4 separate regions of the Homo sapiens genome follow, and regions 1, 3 and 4 are each linked to region 2. Evidence: chromatin contacts called from ENCODE Hi-C or POLR2A ChIA-PET data. All regions are on one chromosome and are shown on one strand. The core of a region is the stretch at or near the end of the contact, and the rest is flanking DNA. Distances in the headings are between cores, read along the strand shown.

Evidence for each region. A loop is a pair of places that touch in the nucleus more often than their neighbours do. ChIA-PET counts read pairs that join two places held with the same protein, here RNA polymerase II (POLR2A). Pooled maps may share reads with other maps.
Region 1: a loop to region 2 is called in a pooled map, with 10 times the contacts of the local background. The contact joins the promoter of TMEM138 here to the promoter of PATL1-DT in region 2. A Hi-C loop is called at or near these places in 5 of 50 pooled maps. POLR2A ChIA-PET finds 5 or more read pairs at or near these places in 2 of 52 experiments (OCI-LY7 and activated T-cell).
Region 3: POLR2A ChIA-PET joins it to region 2 with 15 read pairs in AG04450. The contact joins the enhancer-like site here to the promoter of PATL1-DT in region 2. POLR2A ChIA-PET finds 5 or more read pairs at or near these places in 2 of 52 experiments (AG04450 and WTC11).
Region 4: a loop to region 2 is called in a pooled map, with 31 times the contacts of the local background. The contact joins the promoter of VPS37C here to the promoter of PATL1-DT in region 2. A Hi-C loop is called at or near these places in 1 of 37 single-sample maps with no recorded cell type and 8 of 50 pooled maps. POLR2A ChIA-PET finds 5 or more read pairs at or near these places in 1 of 52 experiments (Caco-2).

The regions. Positions count from the first base shown.
Region 1 is chr11:61,361,119-61,363,818 of GRCh38, forward strand. It overlaps TMEM138 (transmembrane protein 138), which reads left to right and starts at 1,256. Exons shown (of 5, transcript NM_016464.5): 1 at 1,256-1,302. It overlaps CYB561A3 (cytochrome b561 family member A3), which reads right to left and starts at 764. Exons shown (of 7, transcript NM_153611.6): 1 at 615-764. RefSeq lists enhancers at 315-534, 653-1,374, 785-1,274.
Region 2 is chr11:59,667,983-59,670,682 of GRCh38, forward strand. PATL1-DT (PATL1 divergent transcript) reads left to right here and starts at 1,328. Exons shown (of 4, transcript NR_187296.1): 1 at 1,328-1,560. It overlaps PATL1 (PAT1 homolog 1, processing body mRNA decay factor), which reads right to left and starts at 1,055. Exons shown (of 19, transcript NM_152716.3): 1 at 899-1,055. The coding sequence starts at 913. RefSeq lists a silencer at 785-1,134 and enhancers at 1,094-1,388, 1,315-1,604.
Region 3 is chr11:58,333,500-58,336,199 of GRCh38, forward strand. No RefSeq gene overlaps it. Among named protein-coding and RNA genes, the nearest start is that of OR5B17, 24 kb to the right of the region's middle. Within about 2 kb of position 1,357, at least 3 of the 41 ENCODE cell types and tissues checked have a DNase peak (open chromatin) inside an H3K27ac peak, as active enhancers do.
Region 4 is chr11:61,160,092-61,162,791 of GRCh38, forward strand. It overlaps VPS37C (VPS37C subunit of ESCRT-I), which reads right to left and starts at 1,335. Exons shown (of 5, transcript NM_017966.5): 1 at 1,300-1,335. RefSeq lists enhancers at 798-1,391, 1,392-1,984, 1,725-1,774, 1,785-1,924 and a silencer at 975-1,734.

The DNA of each region.
Region 1 (2,700 bases), core at 6-2,505, 1.7 Mb after region 2:
AAGAATCTTGAGGACCAGATTTAGGATACAAGCCCTAAACCCTCATCTTACAAATCAAAAACACTGTGACACTGGGGCCCAAAACAAGAAAATGACTTAGCCAAGGTAAGTGGCCGAGCTGGTACAGGAATTCGGGTCCACTCCCTCTCAGCTCTGAGGATTCCTTATTCTCAAAGGTAGCTTCTGTTAAAGTCGGAACATGAGGAGTGAAGGGCTCAATATTCCTGCCAAGGAGGTAGGTGAACAAGTTACCCCTTAGCACCGGAATAATTATAGACCCCGACTTCAGGCTGTGCCTAGGTCCGGCTCAGGTGTCCAAAGAACCGTTCCAGGCACCCGAGGGGTGATCCCTGACTCCTCTGCTGGGTGCTCGTGCCAGCTAACAATGGGTGAAAATTGGGGTGAGGAGCTCCAGGTGCTTTCTGCGTCCTCTGAAGAGCTTTCGTGCCTTTATAACCACCGCGTTGGAAGGAAGAGCGCGGAGAAAGGTGCCCACTTTCTAAAAGAGAAAATTGAGGCCGAGCAAGGGGATCGCGACAGTGCGAAGCGAGATAGCAGCGGAACCAGCATTCGAACCCAGGTCCCTGAACTCCCAGCCCCGGGATCCTTCTCACCCCTAACCACAGTGGGACGAAGTGAGGCCGGGATCTCCGGAACCCGCCTCTCGCTACCAGGCGCCGGAGCTGCCGCTCCCGAGGTTCCTAGGAGATGCAGAAGACACTGCCCTGAATGCCTACAGCCGGCTGGCAATGCCGCCCCAGAGCAGAGCGGCGGGTGCCGCCTCGCCTTCTTATAGGCTCGCAGCACTTCCAGTCGCGCGCGAGGCCTCCTGGGAAGTGAAGTCCGGAGACCAGGGGTGGCCGGCTCCCAGCGCGCCAAGCTGCTAACCCCCTAACTCCCGTTCCTCCTCGGCGTTTCTTCTCCAAGTCCGAAGTCAGGGTCCAGGACTGCTGCGATGCATCAGCCCCGCCTCTCATCCCCCATCCAGAGGAGGCGGAAATGTTCAGGTGAACGCGAAGCCTCCCACTACGAGCCGGCCCTCAGCAAGGCCGTGCGCAGTGTGGGCGGGAGCCCTAAGTCAGCTAGCGGCGACGCTGGGAGGGCCCGGAGCAGGCCGGGCCCCGAACAGCGAAAGCTCCAACATGGCGGCCAGACTGGCCATAGAGCGGGAAGAGAAAGCCGGGGACTAGCAGGCCGCACGGCGCAGACGGGGCCCGCCTCCTCCATTTACTTCCGGAATTTAAAGCCGGCTTCCGGAAGCCGGGACGATGTCCGCATGACAACCGACGTTGGAGTTTGGAGGTGAGAGTGATTGACGAGGAGTGGGTTAAGTGACCAGAAGTCAGAATTTTTGGTGCTGTTGTTTTGGGCTTGGGTTTTATGCTTTGTTGTTGTTTGCCAAGGAAGCCTCGTTTTTAAGTGGATTGGGAAGCGTGAGGAATACTGCCCTAGGTACAAAGGGAAGGCGGCAGGTAGCGGTGGACGAATTAAAGAGCTTCATGAGCTTGTGAGTCTCCACTGCCCTAAACTGGAGGGGATCGTCGTACGTAGAGACAGGCATGGGCGTTTCTGCATAACGGATCCTCAAAACAGCCCTGGATGGTGGCCTATGAGTAGTGGTTAAGAGCACGGGTTTGGCGTCACAGTTATGAAGCCGGGTTCTGCTGACTTGAGACCTGGAGGAATGCCTTGAGCTCTGACTTCTGTGTCCTTTCCTGTAGAATAGGAATAATTCCCACCTTGCAGACTTGTAGGGAGGATTAAAGGAAACGATCTTGGTTGACAAGTTTATCGTGGTGTGAGTACCTAGGTAGTAGCTATCAGTGTTATTTAATGCGGCCGGGCGCAGTGGCTCACGCCTGTAATCCCAGCACTTTGGGAGGCCGAGGCGGGAGGATCACGAGGTCAGGAGATCGAGACCATCCTGGCTAACATGGTGAAACCCCGTCTCTACTAAAAATACAAAAAATTAGCCAGGCGTGGTGGCACGCACCTGTAGTCCCAGCTACTTGGGAGGCTGAGGCAGGAGAATCGCTTGAACCCGAGAGGCGGAGGTTGCAGTGAGCCAAGATCATGCCACTGCACTCCAGCCTGGCGACAGAGCGAGACACTCTCTCTCTCTCTAAAATTTAATGAATGAGGAAACCGCGAACATATGTCCAATAAGGTGGGACTTCACCAGCTGAGGTGGAGGAGGTGCCTTAACCTTCCGGAGCCTCTGTGTAAAATGGGGATAATATACATTGTAATGGCTACTTCTCAAGATGGTTGTAGGATTACGTAAGGTTAGAAATATGAAAAGAGCTTATAAATTGCAAAACATTTTACCGATGCTAATTTAATCGCTAACACTCCAGAGCATTTTGAAATTTCTTTATAGATTTGGCACAGCAGCGGGTCATAGGACACCCCCAGAGCAACTTGTGGGTCTTGGAATAGATGAAAAGAAACAACTGCCACTGTGTTGCAACCATAACCCTAAAGATAAAGCTTTCCAGGAGACCCCTGTTTCCTCTCTGCTTTTTCTGCCTAGGGCACTTCACACTTCTTTGCTGGCATTTTTCCTGCCTAGTTAAATACTAGTCTATCAATTATGTAAGAGACAGCTTAGTCCAGTAGTTAAGAGCACAGACTGTGGACCCGTGCAGCCTGCATCTGAATACTAGCTCTGCCACTTACTAACGACGTGACCTTGGACAA
Region 2 (2,700 bases), core at 78-2,577:
TGGAAAGATTAGGTCAAAGGGCGTTCTTCTTACCCCAGAGCCCTTCCAAACTCATGCCAATAGGCATGCCACTGCCTCCTTATCAGAGGCAACTTCCAGCAGTACTCCCTTCCAAATCACAAATATCTACTTTACCAAATCGCTGCTTTTTTAAATTAAAAATTCTTAAGGATCATTTACATCAGTTCTTTCATGCTACAAATTCAGAAAGTTTACGTCCAGAGATTAGGAGTCACTCAAGGTCACACAGTGAGTTGGTGACAGGGTCAGTACTGTCTGCTGCTATTGCTACATTCCCGGCACCTTCTCCAAACCCGCGTCTCCCAGCACTAGCCCAGAAGGAACTTCTGCAGGACACGCCCCCCTCCCAACTCGGAGCCCTCTTTAGTAAACGGGCTGGGGCCCTAATCCAACGGCAAGCCCAGGCCCCCTTCACCTGAAGGTAGCCTGTGTGAATGGGATGTGTGTCAGTGTAATTCGAGTGGAGGTGGGTGGGGGGTGGTTCCGGGTCCAGGGCGGGAAACGCGGCTCTGGGAATTCCCGGGTGACACCTACTTAAGAAAAGCACCCGGGGAGATGCAGTGCTCTACCCTCCGTGGCTCCTCTAGGGGTGGGGGCGGGGGTGTGGTCTGGTTACAGCACTTAACGGGCCCTCCCCACCCCAAAACGGAGGCCAACTTTCCCCAGCGGCAACTAATGGGACTGTCTCGACCCATGAAGCCAGCTCCCAGCCCTAGGATTAGACCCGCGACCCCAGACCAGTCGCGTCCAGCTAAGTCCTGCGACTCCCCCAGCCCGCCCCCTGCCCCGCAGGAACACAGGACCGGCGCGCGGAGAGAGAGTGAGGGAGAGGGGCGCGGGAGGGAGGGAGGGGTCACTTCCGGTCGCAACAGCTCACCTCGTAGCGGAACATTCTTGGGGAGGGGGGCAGGGAGCGGGGAGGGGAGAGGGGGAGGGAGGGAAGAAGCGCTGACTCCCCGGCTCCTCCGCGCGCGGGTCCTCCACCGGCTCGCGACCCCTGGCCGCCGCCGTACGCCGGAGCGTGCGTGGGGACGTGCGCAGGCGCGCCTCAGGCAGGGCGGCCACCCCGCTCGGCGCCCGGCGGCGGCGGCTGCGCAGGGACAGATTTGGCGTCCCGCTTCCTAGTCTCAGCGGCGGGAAGGAGGTCCCGTGGCGAGAGACTGCGCACGCGCTGCCCGTCTTCGGCTGCCTGGTGATCTGGGCTTGTAGCTCCGCCCCCTCTTTCTCCGCGCCCTCTAGGCGCTCGGCTTGGAGCTCAGGGGCCGGTCACGAGTTCTCCGTCACCCGTGGGGCGGAGAAAACCCTTGTGATTGTCACAGGATATAGCTTTGAAGAATCCTGCGCTTAGCCTGGGCTGGGAAAGATGAGATTCCCGGGCAGTTTTTCCAACGTCCGACTCACTCCTCAGGCTGCTCGGGGGTCTCCCCGTTGCAATCTGCGCCTTGCGCAGGGAAAAAAGAATGGAAAGTTGCTGGTCTTCGAAAGGGGCGGACTTCGTCGCCACTTTCAGCGGCTCGTCGCCTGCTGAATCCACAGCAGGTCAGGGCTGTGATTTATGTGGCTCAAAGTGATGACGGCGCCCGTTTTTTTTTTTTTTTTTTTTGAAATGCTGAAGACAGGTTCCGGGAGGTTTAACTAGGGTGGTATTTTTAAGCGCCAGGCTCATTAGGCGCGAGGAGCTGCAGAGCCTCGAAGGGCCGCACGGCCGTGGGCCGCTGGCCACGCAGCAGCAGGGTCTTCGGGCCGTGGTGCGCCGCTGGGTGACTCCACTTCCTTAGAGGATCGAACCCACAGAGGAATGTGTCCAGCTTAGAAGCTTCGGCCCCCTGGTTCCAGAATTCTGTTGGGTGGTTTGTTACCTCTAGCACGCTCCATGCCCTTCTTGCCCCTTTCCTTTCAGACAAAACTTGCAGCACAAAGAATGAATTCTTTTGGGTTTCGCAATCCGTTTCTTCCCTGGGCGTCTTAAAATGCAGCCTCGTCTCGGAATGGCATACAGTAAATCCCCTAAATGTTAGTGTGTCTGGATCAGTTTGAGTATCGGAAACGCTGAATTTGTGAAGAAAAGTTCTGGGTGGGAGCTTGTGCTTTGCCACTGGCTAGGAAACTTTGGGCAACTTACCTAAACCTCTCTGAGCCTTAGTTTCTTGTAAAATGGGTATAATTACACCTGCCTCATGATGGTAACACTACTAACGATTGAAGGCTGCCTGGGACTCTGCTAGGCGCTTTATAAAATGGATTATCTCATTGAATCCTTCCTTATGTGCCCCCCATGAGGTAGGTACTGTTATTTTCTCAGTTTACAGTTGAGGAACCTGAGGATTAGCGACATTGTTTGCCTCCAACCACCCAATGGCAAGTGGTAAAGCTAGCAGCTGAGATTTGTCTGATTATTAAAAACCGAGTGTCTTAATCACTGTGCCAGAATAACAAAAGCAAATGTTGACATGGGCCAGGCCTGAACTTTAAAGAAGTGGAGCGTCGGGACAAGATGATTTATTGGTTTTCAAGCATGCATGGAACATTATAAAACATCAAATACTAAGTAACAGGCCAGGCGCGGTGGCTCACGCCTGTAATCCCAGCACTTTGGGAGGCCGAGGTGGGCGGATCACAAGGTCAAGGAGATCTAGACCATCCTGGCTAACAGAGTGACACCCCGTCTCTACTAAAAAT
Region 3 (2,700 bases), core at 107-2,606, 1.3 Mb before region 2:
ATTTTCTTTTTCTTTTCTTTTCTTTTTTTTTTCCTTTGAGATGGAGTCTCCCTCTGTCACACCCAGGCTGGAGTGCAGTGGCATGATCTCAGCTCCCTGCAACCTCCACCTCCCAGGTTCAAGCGATTCTCCTGCCTCAGCCTCCCGAGTAGCTGGGATTACAGGCACCTGCCACCACGCCCAGCTAATTTTTTGTATTTTTAATAGAGACAGGGTTTCACCATGTTGGCCAGGCTGGGCTTGAATTCCCGACCTCAGATGATCCACACTCCTTGGCCTCCCAAAGTGCTGGGATTACAGGGGTAAGCCACCACGCCCCACCATGTCTTTTCATTTTAGTTTGAAGTACCTCCTTTAGCATTTCTTATTAGACTGGTCTTGTGATGATGAACTCTCTCCCCTTTGGCATTCTGGAAAGGTCTTTAGCTGTTCTTCATTTCTGAAAGACAGTTTTTCTAGGTATCGTATTCTTAATTGGTAGTTTCTATTTCTTTTAGCACTTTGGAGATTTTATCCCCTTCCTCTGACCTGCAACATTTCTTCTGAAAAATCCATTGGTAGTCTAATGGAGGCTCACTTGTACTTCACTAATTACTTTTGTCTTGCTGCTTTCAAAATTCTCTCTTTGTCCTTGGCTTTTGACAATTTGATTATAATGTGTCTTTGGGTAATCCTGTTTGAGGTCCTTTGGGCTTCATAAATGTGGATATTCATTTTTTCCCCCAGATTTGGGAATTTGGGGCCATGATATATTTAAATAAATCTTTTGCTCTTTTCTCTATCTGTTGAGTCCTTGAAACTCCCATAACATGTATATCGTTTCAATTGATTTTGCATCCTAATTCCCTTAGGCTTCCTTCACTTTTTTATTCCTTGTTTTTTTCTCTGACTGTATAATTTCAAGTGAGTCGTCTATAAGTTTAATGATTCTTTCCTCTGCTTGATGAAGTCTTCTGTTTAATCCCTCTAATAAATTTTTCAGTTCAGTTATTTTTTTCTTCAGGTTTAGAATTTCTATGTGTTTCCTTTTTATCATTACTTTTTGTTATATTCTTATTTTGTTCCTGTATCATTTCCCTGATTTTCTTTTATCATCTGTGTTCTAATTCACTTAGCTCCTCTAAGATCATTATCTTTTTTGACAAGAAAGTTATAGATCTCCATTACATTAGGGTCAGTATTGTGTAAACAGGGCTAAGCACCCTTGTTGGGGTCCTTCAAGGATCACTTCTACACAGATCAAAAGCACTGAGAGAAACATAAAAACTTAAAATTTTATTATACTCACAGGTCTTAAAGAAGAGGCACAGTATTACCAGAGGGTCACATAATTCACCAAAAGCTGTGGGTTGAGCTTGGTTGTCAGGAAAACAGACAGAGGAGATGACTCATGGGTGAGCATTTTTATTGGGGGTAGTCATAGGTGGTGCAGCCATAGCATGAAGGCAGTATTTTTGTTGGTTAATTTAAATGTAACTAGGTCAAAACAGGGAAAGGAAGACATCAAATGGAAAGGTCATCATATGACTTATTGCCTGGCCACATATGTTGAGAGATGAGTGCTTGGTAGTGGACAATGACTAGGTAAAAGTTTAAAACAAGCAGAGAGAATGCAACTACTTTAGAGCCACTGAGGCAACAAAGAATAACCTTATATTACATTTCATTACTGGACATGTATTTCATTCCTTTGATTGTGTCATGGTTTCCTGATTCTTTGTGTTTCTTGTAGCTTTGCCTTGGTGTCTGTGTTTGAATAAAAAGTCCCCTTTCCCAGTCTTTACAAACTGGCTTTGGCAGCATGCTGAAAGACTAGAAGATTGAATATATGCCCCACTTTCTTCTCCCTCCGAGAGAAAATTTTAGACTGAGGCAATCTCTCAGTTGGTGCCGAGCTGTGACAACTTGAAAAAAGAGCTGATATGGTAAAGTGAAATTGCTCTTTTTACATGTTTCAATGTGACTGTTCTTAGTTTTGTACTTGTCTGGGGGTACTGCAACTATTTAACTAGATTCTGCACTTCCCGTAAAGTTATTTTGATCCACACATCATGGCAAATTGGTGTTTCTGTGGAAGACAAAGTTGGGCATTTCTACTCTGCCATCTTGCTGGCATCTCTACATCCTGACTTAAATTCTTTTTTGTATTTTCTATCTCTTTGCTCTCTGAACTGTATTTTGAACTATATTTCTCAATTTAACTTTGTCTAGTTTAATATTTATCCCCTCAATCAAAAATTGTATAAAACTGTTGTGAATGTATATTTTTTATGTTATCTTATTGGTTTTCTTTTCATATTTCACATTGCTATTTTTGTTTCATTTGTTTCCAACTCTTAAATGAGATTAGACTCCATCTAAAGTGCACAATCTTAACCATCTTTCCAAAATTCTGTGTCACATTAATTAACTTTTCTATGTATTACTTTCCTCATCTGTACAATTGAAAAAATAATATTTTTCTCCCTTTATAATAGATGAATAAAATAAAATAGATTATATAGAATACTTAGTGTAATGTTTGCTTCAGACTAAGTACTCATTCTCCTCCTAGATAGATTTGCACATATGCAAAGCTTTAGAACTTGTGATCACTTTATAATAAATATGTTCTACCATGTGCTCAGAATTAAAATATAAAGTTTTCCCAGCTCTAACACAGAAGGCATAGCTTGAATCTCTTTGACCTAATACATTTAA
Region 4 (2,700 bases), core at 85-2,584, 1.5 Mb after region 2:
AACAAATCACAGCTATTGCTACCTGCAAAACAGCGGCCAGAAACTGCTCAGAAAGTCTACAATGAAAATGTTCTACTTAATGGAAATTACAAAGGCACGGAACCACATTTCCAAGATAATCTAGGTAAAAGGCTTTTCTGGGCACTATGACCGCAAAGAACAAAGACTCAGTTTAGCGTCCAGTATTTTCATTGCAACAGTCCCCGATCCCACCCGGAACTACAGAGTTCAGGTGTCTGCAGGGTTGCAGCTTTGGACAACAAAGTAAGAGTCTTTCTTTCCCCAGTTCCTCGGTCACCACCACCTCCAGCTCTAAGGCCAAAAGTCACAGAACTGAGAGTCTGGTGGCAGCATCTTGGTGCATTAGTAGGAAATGGGACTCCTGGAGCCAATAAAGAGGGTGGAAAAGGCCTTAGGCAGCAAGAGAACTGAGGTACCGCTGGAGCGAAGGGAAATGAGTGGGAAGTTTCTGGAGCTGAAGACTGACATTCCCAGGGTAAGTGAGCCCAGACAAGGTGTAGCTGGGAAAGCACTGCCTCAGCTCAGCGACTAAAACCCCAGGTTGTAGAGTCCACTCTGCCAGTAACTCACAAAACACCTCCAGTTAACTCCTTCTCCCATCCGTAAAGTGGGAAATCGCCTCATCGGCTGAGGAGGAAATGAAGAGGAACCAGGCATATAATGGGTATGTATACATCAGTGCCCTTTGCGCCCAGAGGGTCCCGGGGTAAGAAATGTTCAGTGATGCTGGGAGGTCCAAGTCTGAGTCCTGAACAAAGCCAAAGCTGAAACTCCCATCTCTCAATGCCCTGGAGAAAGGGCACAAGCCAGTAAGTCACAGAGCAAAGTCCCTCCAACCTCCCCTCTGCCACTCGTCTCCCGCGTGCCCTCTGGCAAGTCGGACCCTACTCTTAGGCCTCAGCTTCCCCATCTATACAATGGGCTAATTGGCTCTAATGTCATCAGAATTGTGACCGCAAGATGCTCACATATGGGACGAGGGCCTGCAGAGACGCAGAAAGGAGGGTGGCGGTGAGTGGTGGGGCGGAACTGGAGGTGCGACCCGCCGGGGAGCCGGGGCGGCGCCTCGCGCTCTCCCTCCCTCCCTCCCACCGCGAGGGGCAGGGGCGCCGGCCCCCGGCGAGAGTCACGCGCCCCTCGTGCCCAATCACCGGCCTCTGCCAGGATGAGGCGGGCAGGCGGGGGCGCTCCGGGAGCCACGGCCGGCGCCGCCCCCACCGTCGTCCTCTGCCCCGCCCGCCTGCGGCAGAGCCGGGACCCTCCCCAGTCTCCGCTCACCTGCCAGGGCCGCCGTCGCCGCCGCCACCGCGGGTTAAACCGCAGCCGCGCCCACACTTCCGGGGTCCGCCAGGCCCGCCCCCTACCGGATGTGACCCCCTTGCAACGTCCGGCGCCCCAGTGGCGCGCGTGCTCGCCCCGCGACCCCGTTGGCCGCCCCGCCTCGCGCGCCTCTGAGTTACCACGACATCGTGCCACACACACACGCTCGCGGCCGCCCGGGCCACAACCACGGGAGCGCCCACGAGACCCCTCCAGCGCTCGCCGCACGCCTCGGCCCCGCCCCCGGTAAGAGGCCCCGCCCACTGGGCGGAGACCAGGCCGCTCTGGGCTAGTGCGCCGGCGCGGACGTCCGCCGCCTTCCGAGTGGCCAGCGAGGACTCGCTCTGTACACAGCTCGATCTTGGGAGGCTTCTCAGAGGGACCCAAAAGGAGGGGGAAGCAGATGGAAGCCCAGAACCTAGGAGGAGCCCCAGATGGGCTGAGCTCAGACTGAGGAGCCCCAAGGCCACCACACACTCATTTCCATTTACTAGTTAATCTCTTTCCCCCACCCATTCATTCTACAGAATTACCAGTATTCCCCATCTCCTCCCTTCCCCCCTGGAAACAGGAGAGTCCAGCATAATAAGGAAGCCCCCTCTGCTCTAACCCTTAAAAAAAGGAATCTGAAGTGACCTGATGTTAACTAATCAGGTGTTTTTTTTTTTTTTTCTATTCTGTTCCCTTTCCCACCTATGAAACCCACTGCTCTGCTATTTCCCAGGGGAATTTGAGACCAAATAAGTCTATTTACAATGGTAACTGATGTCAATGTCTAAAGTTTCCAACCTCTCAAAATCAAGAGGTTGACCAAAAGGGGAGAAGTGTCCAGTTTAGCCTAAAGTTGTCTCCTGGCGTATCTTAAGTTTGTCCTAAAGGTTTCTCCGTACATAGTGAACTGGATCCTACTCATACCAATCACAGAGTTTCAGCCAATCACAGGCAGCCACCTGTTCAAACCTTGTTCCAATAAGGCAAATGTCAATCTGTCATTGGTAGGGAACCAAACTGGATCCCTTTGCCCTCAGAAAGCCAAACACCGAAGTATCAGGTTTTTGTAGAGGGAAAGATTTGTTGCAAGTCAACTGGGAAGGAGACATGCTCAAATCTGTCTCCCCAAGCCAGGGGCTGTGACAGGTGTTATAGGCAGAGGGTAATGAGCAGTGATCTGATTGAATCTTGCAATAAGCAATGATCTGACTGGATCTTGCCATGGGATGATGCCATGGCTCAATCTGATTAGATCATGGCTTATACCATGTATCTACTTCTTAATTCTGTTCCGGTTCTTTGGTCTGAGCATTTAGGTTGCGCCTGTGGTTGCATGCTTGGTTCTTCTGGGCACGCTCAGGTTACATA